Regions from separate parts of the Mus musculus genome. Here region 2 is linked to region 1. Evidence: chromatin contacts called from ENCODE POLR2A ChIA-PET data. All regions are on one chromosome and are shown on one strand. The core of a region is the stretch at or near the end of the contact, and the rest is flanking DNA. Distances in the headings are between cores, read along the strand shown.

Evidence for each region. ChIA-PET counts read pairs that join two places held with the same protein, here RNA polymerase II (POLR2A).
Region 2: POLR2A ChIA-PET joins it to region 1 with 14 read pairs in embryonic stem cell. The contact joins the promoter of Ucp2 here to the promoter of Coa4 in region 1. POLR2A ChIA-PET finds 5 or more read pairs at or near these places in 4 of 5 experiments (Patski and embryonic stem cell).

What each region holds. Positions count from the first base shown.
Region 1 is chr7:100,534,477-100,540,205 of GRCm38, reverse strand. It overlaps Coa4 (cytochrome c oxidase assembly factor 4), which reads right to left and starts at 3,106. Exons shown (of 2, transcript NM_183270.2): 1 at 3,014-3,106; 2 at 394-1,134. The coding sequence starts at 1,124. The coding sequence ends at 861. It overlaps Gm39058 (a long non-coding RNA gene), which reads left to right and starts at 3,087. Exons shown (of 2, transcript XR_869836.2): 1 at 3,087-3,402; 2 at 4,495-4,615.
Region 2 is chr7:100,490,171-100,495,899 of GRCm38, reverse strand. Ucp2 (uncoupling protein 2 (mitochondrial, proton carrier)) reads right to left here and starts at 2,542. Exons shown (of 8, transcript NM_011671.5): 1 at 2,435-2,542; 2 at 1,525-1,686.

The DNA.
Region 1 (5,729 bases), core at 1,857-4,356:
AGAAGCAGGACACAACACACTGAGAGAAGGCACTGTCAGTACTGCCAAACTAGCTCTGTGTTGATAGTGGCTCCATTTTCTAAAGGTCATAGTCTGTATTTTAATGTTAAACATACTTCCAAAATGTCAGACAAGCTTTGTGTTGGTTTGGTGAGGGGCAGACTATGAAAAGAAAATGTTTCCCTGACAGATGTGGTGTCACATGCCTGTAATCTCAGTCTTTGGGGGTGGAGGCAGAAGGATCATGCATTTAAGGTCATCCTTGGCTAATGTAAGTCTAAGATCAGTCTGGGCTACACAGATTCTGTCTTTAAAAAGAAAAAGAGGGTGTTTCCCTACTAGCTCCCCCGACCCATTACACTGAAGAAGTGAGGAAAGATAGAGGCACTTATGTCACTGCGGAAACCGAGTTCACTCCTTTGAGTGTTGCTTTATTTCTGCCTGTCCCCTGAGTCTCTCAGCAACGGGAAGGTCACGTTACTCTTCGAATTGCACATCGCCAACGCAATGCCTTAGAAACACTTCCTGTGGTTAAATTTGTGATTGGAAAATGAAGGCCTGATTGGGCAACCCGTATGTACTTATAAAGTACTTGGCACACAGTCACTGAGAGGTAGGGTGGAGGGAGTGTGGTTGTAAACACAAATATTGGTAGAACAAGAATGTGGAGGATATGTGTGATCTGACCATAGATCAGCTCATGGTGACCGTCGTGTGCAACCTCATTGGGTCTGGCTGTCAATCCTGTCCCGAAGACTGTCCCCAGATTTTACACCACTTCTATTACTTAGGGTTTCTTCTTCCCAGGTCTCTCTGGGTGCTGATTTCGTCAGGCCCACTGTGTGAGATGGTATAAGGTCTCAGTGTTGAGCACTGGCTTGCTCTTTCCTCCTCTGCAGCTCCTCCCTCCGTCTTGCCTGCTGTGCACTCATACAATCCCTGAAGGCCTGCACTTGCGGCTGGCACTGGCGCCAGTCCTGGTGTTGGGCCATGCACTCTTGCACTGCAAAGTGGGAGGCTGCACAGCCAGACCGGGTGATGAGCTGGTCCAGCGGGTCTTCCTCATCATCATCCTTCTTCACCGGGCGAGTCCAGTTATGGCCTTGTGGGACTGAGGTTGACATCTTGAGGAACCTAGAATATCAACAGACAAGGTTAAAGTACCGGTATGATTATACATTTCTTCCTGTTCATAAACAGTGACGTCTAAACTGCACTGCATGGCCTTACTTATATGCCTGTCTCCCTTAGGAGACGAAGCTCTTTATTGTCAGATGCTAGGCCTGATTTAGCATAGGGCCGCCAGCACATGACCTGACAGAGAAAGGGCCTGCAAAATGGTTTGATGAGTTGAGATAAAAGTATCTAAGCTCAATGGAGTCTGCTAGTGGAATGCAAGTTAAACAAAACATGCCATCTTTTTTGGAGATGTCATTTCTGATCTACCTCAAAACAAAACAAGCAAACAAAAAAACCCAAGCAAAGAAACAGCCTTTCTTCTTCTCTTCAGAAGAGTAAGGTTGAACACTTGGAAGACAGCCCAAGTACATGCAGGTTTGACTGGTGGGGGGAACTGAGGAGCTCAGTGTAGCTGTAGCATAAATCACGTGGAGGCTGAGGCAAAAGATGGGTCTGTGTGGTATGAGGCTGTTTAGTCAGCAATATCCAAATGTGAGCTTATTTGCCCAGACTGCTTCCCAAAGATCATCTGTTTCAGAACCCTACAGAATGCAGCAAGAGAGAACCCTACAGAATGCAGCAAGAGAGAACTCAGGAAAGGCTTCAATAGAGATAACTTCAACCTTTGCAAAAAGTTTGTTACGACGGGGTATAAAGGCGCTAAATGCCTCTTTTCTGTCTTATTCATTAATAGGTGGTTACTGTGTTGTGTGTTGGCTACTATATTAAGAGTATACAAGGGCTGGTGAGATGGCTCAGTGGGTAAGAGCACCCGACTGCTCTTCCGAAGATCGGAAGTTCAAATCCCAGCAACCACATGGTGGCTCACAACCACCCGTAATGAGATCCGATGCCCTCTTCTGGTACGTCTGAAGACAGCTACAGTGTACTTTACATATAATAAATAAATAAATCTTTAAAAAAAAAAAAAAGAGTATACAAACAAGACCAAGCTAGAGACAATTCCTGCCCTCATGGAGTTTACAATCTAGGCAAGTAAACTGGAAGTTTACAACAGTATGTACAGACAGCTGGGAAAACGAGGCAGGTCTAATCTGTCAAGACTTTCTAGAGAACCTGACTTCCAGGATGAAACTCAAGGATGAATGAGTTAGCCAAACATGGGAAAACTATTTCTGGCTAGAGGTAGACACATGAGAGGAATCACAAGTTCGATGACTGGGCTGAAAATGTAGTTTGGTAGTAGTACAAATGTCCAACGTGGAAAAGTAAATTGAATTTGATTCTCAGCCTCGTAAAACACTTCAGTAACTGGAGAAACCAGAAGAGCAGGAAATGAAAATTGGCAGAAATAAGTAAATGATTGATCAGCAAAGCTTTGCAGCCCATGTTAGGAGTTTAAGACTATTATCATGAGGAAAAGGGGTAGGTCACAAGACGATTTAAGCACTTCTCTATATAAACCTCACCGCTACGGAGGCACAATAAAAGGGTAAATGTCTTTGCCTGGAGACCTGTATTATTAGGTAGGGCCGTCAACAAATCATACACACACACACACACACACACACACACACACAAAATAAAATCGCTTTAAGATTCACTAGGTAGACTTTGTAAATAGCACTGCAGTATATGTCCAATACATGTTGTCCTCGGTACTCCTTGAATAAAATGAGTTCAACCCATGCTTAGAAATAAGGGCAGGCTAGATGCCTGACAGCTTGGCAAGGCCTTCTAGTAAGGCATGACAAGGAAGAGGAAGGAGAGAAATACAGGCATCCAAGTCCCCTGAAGCACCTCTCCCAGTTTCAGGAGCACTCCCGCCGTCCCCACTGTGCATCCGGTGTAGGGATGCGTGCGCAGTGCTCACCCGCAGGTGCAGAAGAGCGTGCGAGCGCGTTCCGCCCCAGACGCGGGGATTCGTAGGCAATAAGGACGCCCCCTGTTCTCTCCGCAGGAAGCCGACCCAGCGGGAGCACACACGCGGAAGAACAGAGCCCTCTGCAATTCCCATTGGTGAACTCTCCGTGTAGAGCCCGCCTTCAGCCCGCCTCTTCCGGGAAAGGGCGGAAGGAGCGGACCAATGGAGACCGGATCCTAGGGAAGGCACCTTGGATCGTTCTGAGAGACTGTGTACACACCCTCAGGTGACTCCAGGCCACCTGAGAGTGACGGAGGAGGCGGGTAGCCATTATGCCTTTTCATCAGCAAGAGCTCTGACTGGACCCATGTCTGAAGTGTTACCGCATGGGTTGCCAAGTAAGCTGAAGGGCACAGGATCCAGAAAAGGAATTTCAAATGGGACATTTTTCATTCCCAAGTAAAACAAAGAAACATGTATGCACAGTGTGTCCCATGCCATAACTAGGATCTAGAATGCCCTAATTGCTGAAGTGAAAGGAAGAGGCATTTTCTATTTACATTTGTGTATTTATGTGTGGCGTTGAGGTACACGTGTGGAGAGCAGAGAACAGCAAGAATTGATTCTGTCCTAACATGTGGGTCCTGGTCTTGAACTCAGGTTGTATGGTGGCTGGCAACTTTACTCAGGAACCATCTTGCAGGGGCCAAGGGATTGATCTTTCCTCACTCTGCCTGCCTTCTCTTCCCCACTTTCATTGACAGTGCACACAAGCTCCCTGGAGACCCTTTTCTTAACTTTCCATCTCTCTAGGCTTCAGGGTGGAAAGTGAGTTATTGCACCTAGCCATATCCAGACAACTCTAATCCTCTTTTACCTCTGAATGGCATTCTGTGTCATTCCTGACCATTGAATTCTCTCTCTCTCTCTCTCTCTCTCTCTCTCTCTCACACACACACACACAATCAACCTTCCTAAATTCTGTGAGAAAAGCTCATTTTATTGATTATCTGTCATTTCACATACCATTATTATGTTTTGTATCTATTTTTGGTTTTGTTTTGGGTATTTTATTTGTATTTGGGGGGATAGGGTCTCACTATGTAGCAGTAGCTACTGTGTGTAGTAGCTAGCCTTGAATATGTAGTTCAGGCTGGCCTCAAGCTTGTGGCTTTCCTGCCTTAGCTCTCCGAGTGTTGCAATGACAAGTGTGTGCCACCGGGACCAACCTTGAAGCTTAGTTCTTTACTATGATAAGTGAAGATCATCACACATATTTATGATAAATACATATAGATCATCAAGCATATATGTACTTATATATGTATTTACCATATATGTGTATTTATCATATATCTATGTCTGGTGATTTTCACCTGTCATCAGAGAAGATAAAATTCTACTTTATAACCAGTAAACAAGATAAAATTACTTTAGCAACTTTCTCTACATATAATGAACTTCACCTCTAAAACTTTTTTTTGAAACAGGATTTCTCTGTGTAGCCCTGGCTATCCTGGAACTTGATCTATAGACTAGGCTGAACTCAGTCTCCAAGATCTTCCTTCCACTGTCTACCAAGTGCTGGGATTAAAGGCATGTGCCACCACAGCCTGGCTTTGTGGTTTGATTTATAGTCAGTCTTTCATTGTATTTCCTCCAAAGTCAGTTTGCTTTCCTCAGTTTCAACTGACTTCCAATATAGGTATGTGGGGTGTGTGTGTGTGTGTGTGTGTGGTGGTGGTGGTGGTGGTGTTCCTATGGGTCAATTACATAAGTGTATCATCTGTACAGATGCCTAAATTGGGTCTTCAAAGAGATAAATATGAAAGTTATTTATTTATTATTTTTGAGACAAGGTCTCACTATGTTGCCCTGTCAGGCCTGAAATGTTCTAGATCAAGCTAGCCTTGAATTCACAAACATCCACCTGCCTTTACTGCCAAAGTGCTGGGATCAAAACTGCCCTAACTTACCCGCAAGTTTTTATTTTTGAGACATTCTTTTGTGATGTACAAGGAAACCATCCATCATTTGGCAGCCTGTTTGCCAAGGAACTGGTCTGGATAGGGTCCCAGAGCTTACAGCTTTAGAAGGATTTACTGTGGATAACAGGCAAGCTTTATGTCCTGTAAATGGCACAGCACTGAGAACTGGTCCTACCATATAGCTCCTTCGGATAGCTACATGATCCTGATGCTCTCCAAGTCATTGGTAGACTCAGCAAAGGTGTGCCTTTGACGGTAATGTTCCGCCATGCCTGTTTATGTGGTGCTGGGGATACAAGGCAGGGCTTCAGGTAAGCACTCTGTCGTCTGCTCTGCTCAGCACTGCTCAGTTTTGTTTGTTTGTTTAAATAGCAGATAGTTGAAAGGAAAGTTAAGAAGCAGGCAGTTGGTTGTCTGCTTCCCTCTCAGCTGTTAACTGCTTTCTAGGGCTTGTCATCACCCTAGAAATGTATGTAAGCTCTGCTGCATACGTACAGCCATTGCCATCCTCATCAAGGACCCTGATGCTTCTCTAAGGGACTGTGCCATTACCACCCACATCTGCCTCATTGACCCACATCTGCCTCGTTGACCATGCCCCTGGCTCTGCTTCTGAGGGATTCTGCATACCAGACTTCATGGCAGGGCCCAGGTCCTTGGTTGATTTAGTTCCTTCAGACAGCAGGCTGTCATCTTTGAATTCTGCAGTCTGCTCTCCAGTGAATTGGTCAGCCATG
Region 2 (5,729 bases), core at 1,293-3,792, 44 kb after region 1:
CGCTCTGAGCCCATCTTGATTGGCTGCCTGTGTTGCTGGGGCAGAGGAGGAAAGCCCTAGCGGGTGGAGGGAGGATGTGGCGGTAGTCACCTGTGAACACAGACAGCCATGGAAACAAAACAGCTCACCCAGGCTGGGACAAACAGGGACATCAGAGGGACTCACCATGACAACAGGCTCAAGGGCGCCTCTAGGAAAAGCCTGACTTCAGTCAGGAGTCTGGGCCCCTGGAGCTCAGGGAGAATAGGAGTCAATGTCTAGGTGAAGGTGCTCCCTGACTCCTCACGGGGGAGTCTTCTCCCAGGTAGTGCTCCCCACTCCGACTCCACTGAGAAATCCTGACAGCAGCCTGGAAGGCACCTGCCCTCCCTGGGTCCCCGTTAAACGGGAGAGCTCAGAACCATGTCCACAGGCTCACTGTCTGCCCAGCCCCGCGGTGCCTCATGTCTCCCGGTTTTTCTCAGTCTCGGGCTCAGATAAGGCCCTTCACAATGGAAGCCCTTTCTGACCAATTAAACAGTTCTGAGACGCTCTGGGCAGACCTCCTCTGTAGGTATTAGTGCATGAGTCTGATGCAGGCCTGTCTAATCATGAGCTAAGTGGTAGAATGTTGTGAAGTCCAGAAAGACGAGGTCTCAGTTGCTGCCAGATCAAAAACATGTGGCTCAGCTGCCAGTTGCTGCCAGATCAAAAACATGTGGCTCAGCTGCCATTGTGAATGCAGCGTAGGGTTTGCCAAAGGTCGGGTCCTCGAGGGTTGGGACCAGAGGCAAAGATCACCTGTACTAAAGGTTTCTATGACTAAAACGCAGGCCTAGAAAGATAATCCTGTCAGGCACGGTCTGCATCTAAAGCTCCAGGGCAGCCGAAGAGAGGTCCTGAGATCCCGACCCAAAATGAACCAACAAAAACAGAATCCACTTTATAGGACCGGACAACCACTGGAGGCAATAAAAAAACAACACCCAATTTCTAATCTCATTCACAGGGACATCAAAAGCTAGGACAAAAGAAAAAAAAAAAAAAGAATGGAAGCTCAGACCAGCAAGATGGCTCAGTGGGTAAGGGTGCTTGCCATTGGGACACAGATGGTAGGAGGCCTGAGTTGTCTTCTGACCTTCATGTGCGTGCCACAGCACCCGTGTGCCTTTACATAAACGTGCATGCACACACATGCACACGTGAGCACACACGTGAGCACACATACACACCACATACACACACACCATAACACACACACACACACACACACACACACACACACACACACCATAAGCTTCTGCCCCAGCTCTGCTGTTGACTGCCAAGGCCACCTGGAACCAGTCCCCACCCCACTCAGGTTCTCCCCTTATACACTGGGGTCCGCCATCTTTACGGGCCAGAAGGTGATCAGGGATGAAGAAGGGGATTGCTGAGCTGTGAAGAGGCTCTCATCAGGGTGGGAGGAGGGGAATTTTTATTGTCTTGCTGAGCAGCCCTAGGCCCCAGGCCTGAGAGAAGGCTTCCTTAGCCGGGACTCCTTACCTGGAGGCTGCTTTGAGGTCTCAGGCTGAGGCCTCCAAGGTCAAGCTTCTCTAAAGGTGTCTCGTTCTTCAAAGCTGCCGGTGGCTACCATGGCCCGATCCCCTCGATTTTCCATAGAAAATGGCTGGGAGACGAAACACTTAAAGTTCATACTATTGTGTCCTGTGGGGGAGAGGAAGGAAGCCAAGTTTAGAAAGGAAGATTGTCTTTGCAGGACCACCGCCCTGCAAGGAAGGGTCATCTGTCACACAAGTCCTTTCAGACAGCCTTGCTGGGAGGGACCCATGCAAGGCTCAGTTCTCACTCAGAGCAGCCAGGGTCTAGGGGAAGAACTCAGGAGTCTTTACTCCCACACGTTGGCTCACTTCCAAATTTGTTTCTCAGACAGTTATGTAGACAGGCAGCTGTGCTGTGCCTGGGGGATACAGTCACAAAACTGTTGAGTGGAGCATTATATCTATTTGTGTTGAATCAGGATAAGGCAGGTCCAGTCTCCCTGTGTCCCTACTTCCACCTCCGGCAGGCAGCCACATAAGATAGTGTAACAAAGGCCAAACAAACTCCAAGGCTCCTCCAGGCACAAACAACCCTTGATACAAGAACAGGCTTTAGGGCACATGGCCCAGAGCCTCCTGGTGACAGTCATTCTGATCTTCGCTGACGTGAAAGCCCCTTCCCCCACCCCGCCCGGGTCAGGCTGGGAACATCGAGGCTGAGGGGAAGAAGTAAAGAGATGAAGGTTTTAACCTTCGACCAACTGGACGTCAGAGGCAAATAACAAAGGGCGTATTTAGGAGGAAAGAAACCTAGAGAGGGCAAATTAGGACTCCAGGGAAGGGAAAAGAAAGAGAAAAGACAGATGGAGTGGGAGAGAGCAGGTGCGGCCAGCGAAGGGATGGGGCACGCTCACCGGACCGCAGGAGAACACAGGAGTGCAGAAGGCTGTGTCCGACGGCGGGAGAGTGGTGGCTGCCCAGGAAGCTGGCGACCCGACGACACCGAGGGCGGAACTGACAGTAGCTGCGAACCCGCGCCTACAGAACTTAAGTCTAGAGGGCGTGGTCGGGGCGTGGCGTGACGAGGCGGAGCCAGGGCGGCCCACGCCCCCGGGTGAGGAGGCGTTTCCATCTGTGGTTGCCTGAAACCCCTAGGTCCCCCCAGAGGCTCCAGTCTCAGATCTTCCCCTTCTATTCCCGGGGCAGACAATCTCTTTGTGAGGACAGGCAGACTGACTGGCCAGCTGCTCTGGATCGCGACCCCTTACCCCTTCAAGTCTCCCCTCCCCCTCCCTGCAAGGCACCTGGGGACCGGGCGGAGCGCGGGCTTCGGGGACCGGAACAAACCCGGGTGTGGTGACGGGGCAAGGCTGGCGTTCCCGCCTTCTGCCGCTCCCAGTCAGGTCCCGGGGGACACTGGCACCTAACGGCTGGAGTGGGGCGAGAACACCTGGCCTCCCCTCCCCTCTGCACCGAGTGCAGCCAGGCTGGCGCCCCGCAAGGAAGAGGGCAGGGCAGAGCCTCGCCTGTTGCACTCCAGCCCAGCGAGGACAAACTCAGCAGGTGGACGGGACCTCAGCGAGATAATGGCCACGTAGGAGTGGGGGACGTGAAAGCAATACTTGGGCCCTGTGTCGGGGACTAACGTGCATTGTGGGGGTAGGAAGCAGGTCTCAATTTGCCTCAATTTGTGTTCAAGCTTTGGTACTCTCCGTCGGTTTCTTCTTTTGTTTTTATCCTCCTTAGCCCCGGAGTTTTAAGAGATTAGATCAGGGCGTGGAACCCTTTTTGCTTGCCTAGGAATTAGGCGCCCAAGAGCAGGAAGCCGGGGACCAGGGGTCCGAATATACTATAATAGAAGCTCAAGTAGGTTTGGGCTGCTGTGGAAAGTGCAGTGGGAGGAGGGGGCTGGGTGAACGTTTGTGGAAAGCAATTACTATGCATCAGGTAGGCGGCGCAGGCACCTAACGATAATCTTTCCAGGTCATCATTAACCATTATTTTCCAGAACAAGAAAGTGTGAGAGGCCCCAGACCTTAATAGGACCCCAGACCTTAGCACATCTGACTCCATGATGGAAGTACCATTCAACTGTAAAACTCAGCACACAGACAGAACCATCAATGTCCATCGTTCTGGAAAAATCTCTAAATGTACTGATCTTACCTTTTGGCTTCTGTGGTTCCACTACTGGCTAACTTGTTTTGTTAGCTGAAGTATGTCACCCTAAAACATGGGTTTTGTGCTTAAAAACGTACCCAGGAAAGGATCCTGAACACCCAGTGTGGCTTTATTAGCCAGCTGGCTTACTTTAAACAAGACTAGATAAAATAAACCTTCACTATCAAGTGGCAAAACCCCATAGCTGGTGGGTGGATAGTGATCCCAACATAGCTGGTGGTGATCTTACAAAGCTGACAGTACTCTACTCTGCCCATTGCTCACTCGCAATGCACCCAATAAACCACTCTTTTAAAAAATTGGTGAAGGGGCTGGTGAGATGGCTCCGTGGGTAAGAGCACTGATTGCTCTTTCGAAGGTCCTGAGTTCAAATCCCAGCAACCACATGGTGGCTCACAACCATCCAGAATGAGAGCTGACACCCTCTTCTGGTGTTTCTACAGTGTACTTATATATAGTTATAAATAAATTTTTGGACTCGGAGCGAGTGGAGCCGGAGTAAGCAGAGGTCCTGAGTTCAGTTCCCAGCAACCATGTGATAGCTCACAACCATCTGTACAGCTACACTGTACTCATATACATAAAATAAATAAATCTTTTTTAAAAATTGGTCAAATAAGAATTAAAAGATGTGGGGCTAGAGACAGCTCAATGGTTAAGAGCACTGACTGCTTTTCCACAATCATCTGTAATGGGATTTGATGCCCTCTTCTGGTGTGTCAGAAGAGAGTAGCAGTATACTCACATATATAAAATAAATAAATCTAAAAAAAAGAATTAAAAGATGCATTTTCTCATAGATGAATGTGTGAATTATTATGGGGATGGCTAAAACTCTATTCAGTATACTACACTGCATATACCACTACTGAAAAATAACTTATAAATTATTTAATATAATGTAATATTTAAAAGAAATAATAATAATTGTAATTATTATTTTCTGAGACAGGGTTTCTCTGTGTGACAGCTCTGGCCGTCCTGGAACTCCCTCTGTAGACCAGGCTGAAACCTTGAACTCACAGAAATCCACCTGCTTCTTCCTCCCGAGTGCTGACATGAAAGGTATGTGCTGCCACTGAACTGTATTGTTTGTAGATTTATATTGATAAAACTCTTGATTTAAAAAAAAATGGAGAAGTAGCAAATGTAATTCAAATAGCAAATGAATTGTTAGACTTTGGATAAATGTAAATGCAGAGAGGTGCTAGAGTGATGGCTTTGTGGGCCAGAGAGCTTACTTTGCCATAATGAGAATCCAAGTTAGAGTTCCCAGTGCCTGTATACATAGCTAGGCGTGGGTCACCGGTGTGCTTATAAGCCCAGTACAGGGGACGAGAGCTGGCTGGCCAGCAGAGCGAGCTGAAACCACATGAATTTGTATTAACACTGTCAAAAAAAAAAAAAAAAAAGCCAATGGTTCAGTTTGCAGCTCTCCGCAGTAGGTCCAGCATCTCATCCGTATGCATTTACTGCATTGATACTTTAGTAAGACTTTTCCACATAAAGAGCTGAGCTTAAATCTTCATTCTGGTTGTGGGGGTTTGGATGAGAATGGTCCTGGAGGCTAGTGTGTTTGAATAGTTGGTCCCCAGTTGGTATTTGGGATGCATTAGGAGGTGTGGCCTGGTCTACATAGTGAGTTACAGGACAGCCAGGGCCTACACAGTAAGAAAAGAAAGAGGTTTGCTTCCATCCTGTGACTCATCACTGTGAGCATATCAAATCATGATGCCCAGGATAATAGATAAAAACATATGCATTAACAGCTAATAATGAAACATATGGTAAATAATGATGCCAACCTTAAACTACGTCTGCTAGTTTCTCAAGTTTAAACTCTTTGGGCACTGGAATAAACAGGTGAGATGTGATTCCCGCATAAAGCTACACAGCGGAGCCCTGTTCAGATGTGAAAGAGCCATGAAGCAAGCCGTGAGCAATGTGTATGTTTGGTGTGTACGTTTGCCTGTCTTAGTTTTGGAGCAGGGTCTCACGGAACTTGATTTGACTAGCTGCAGTGTCCAG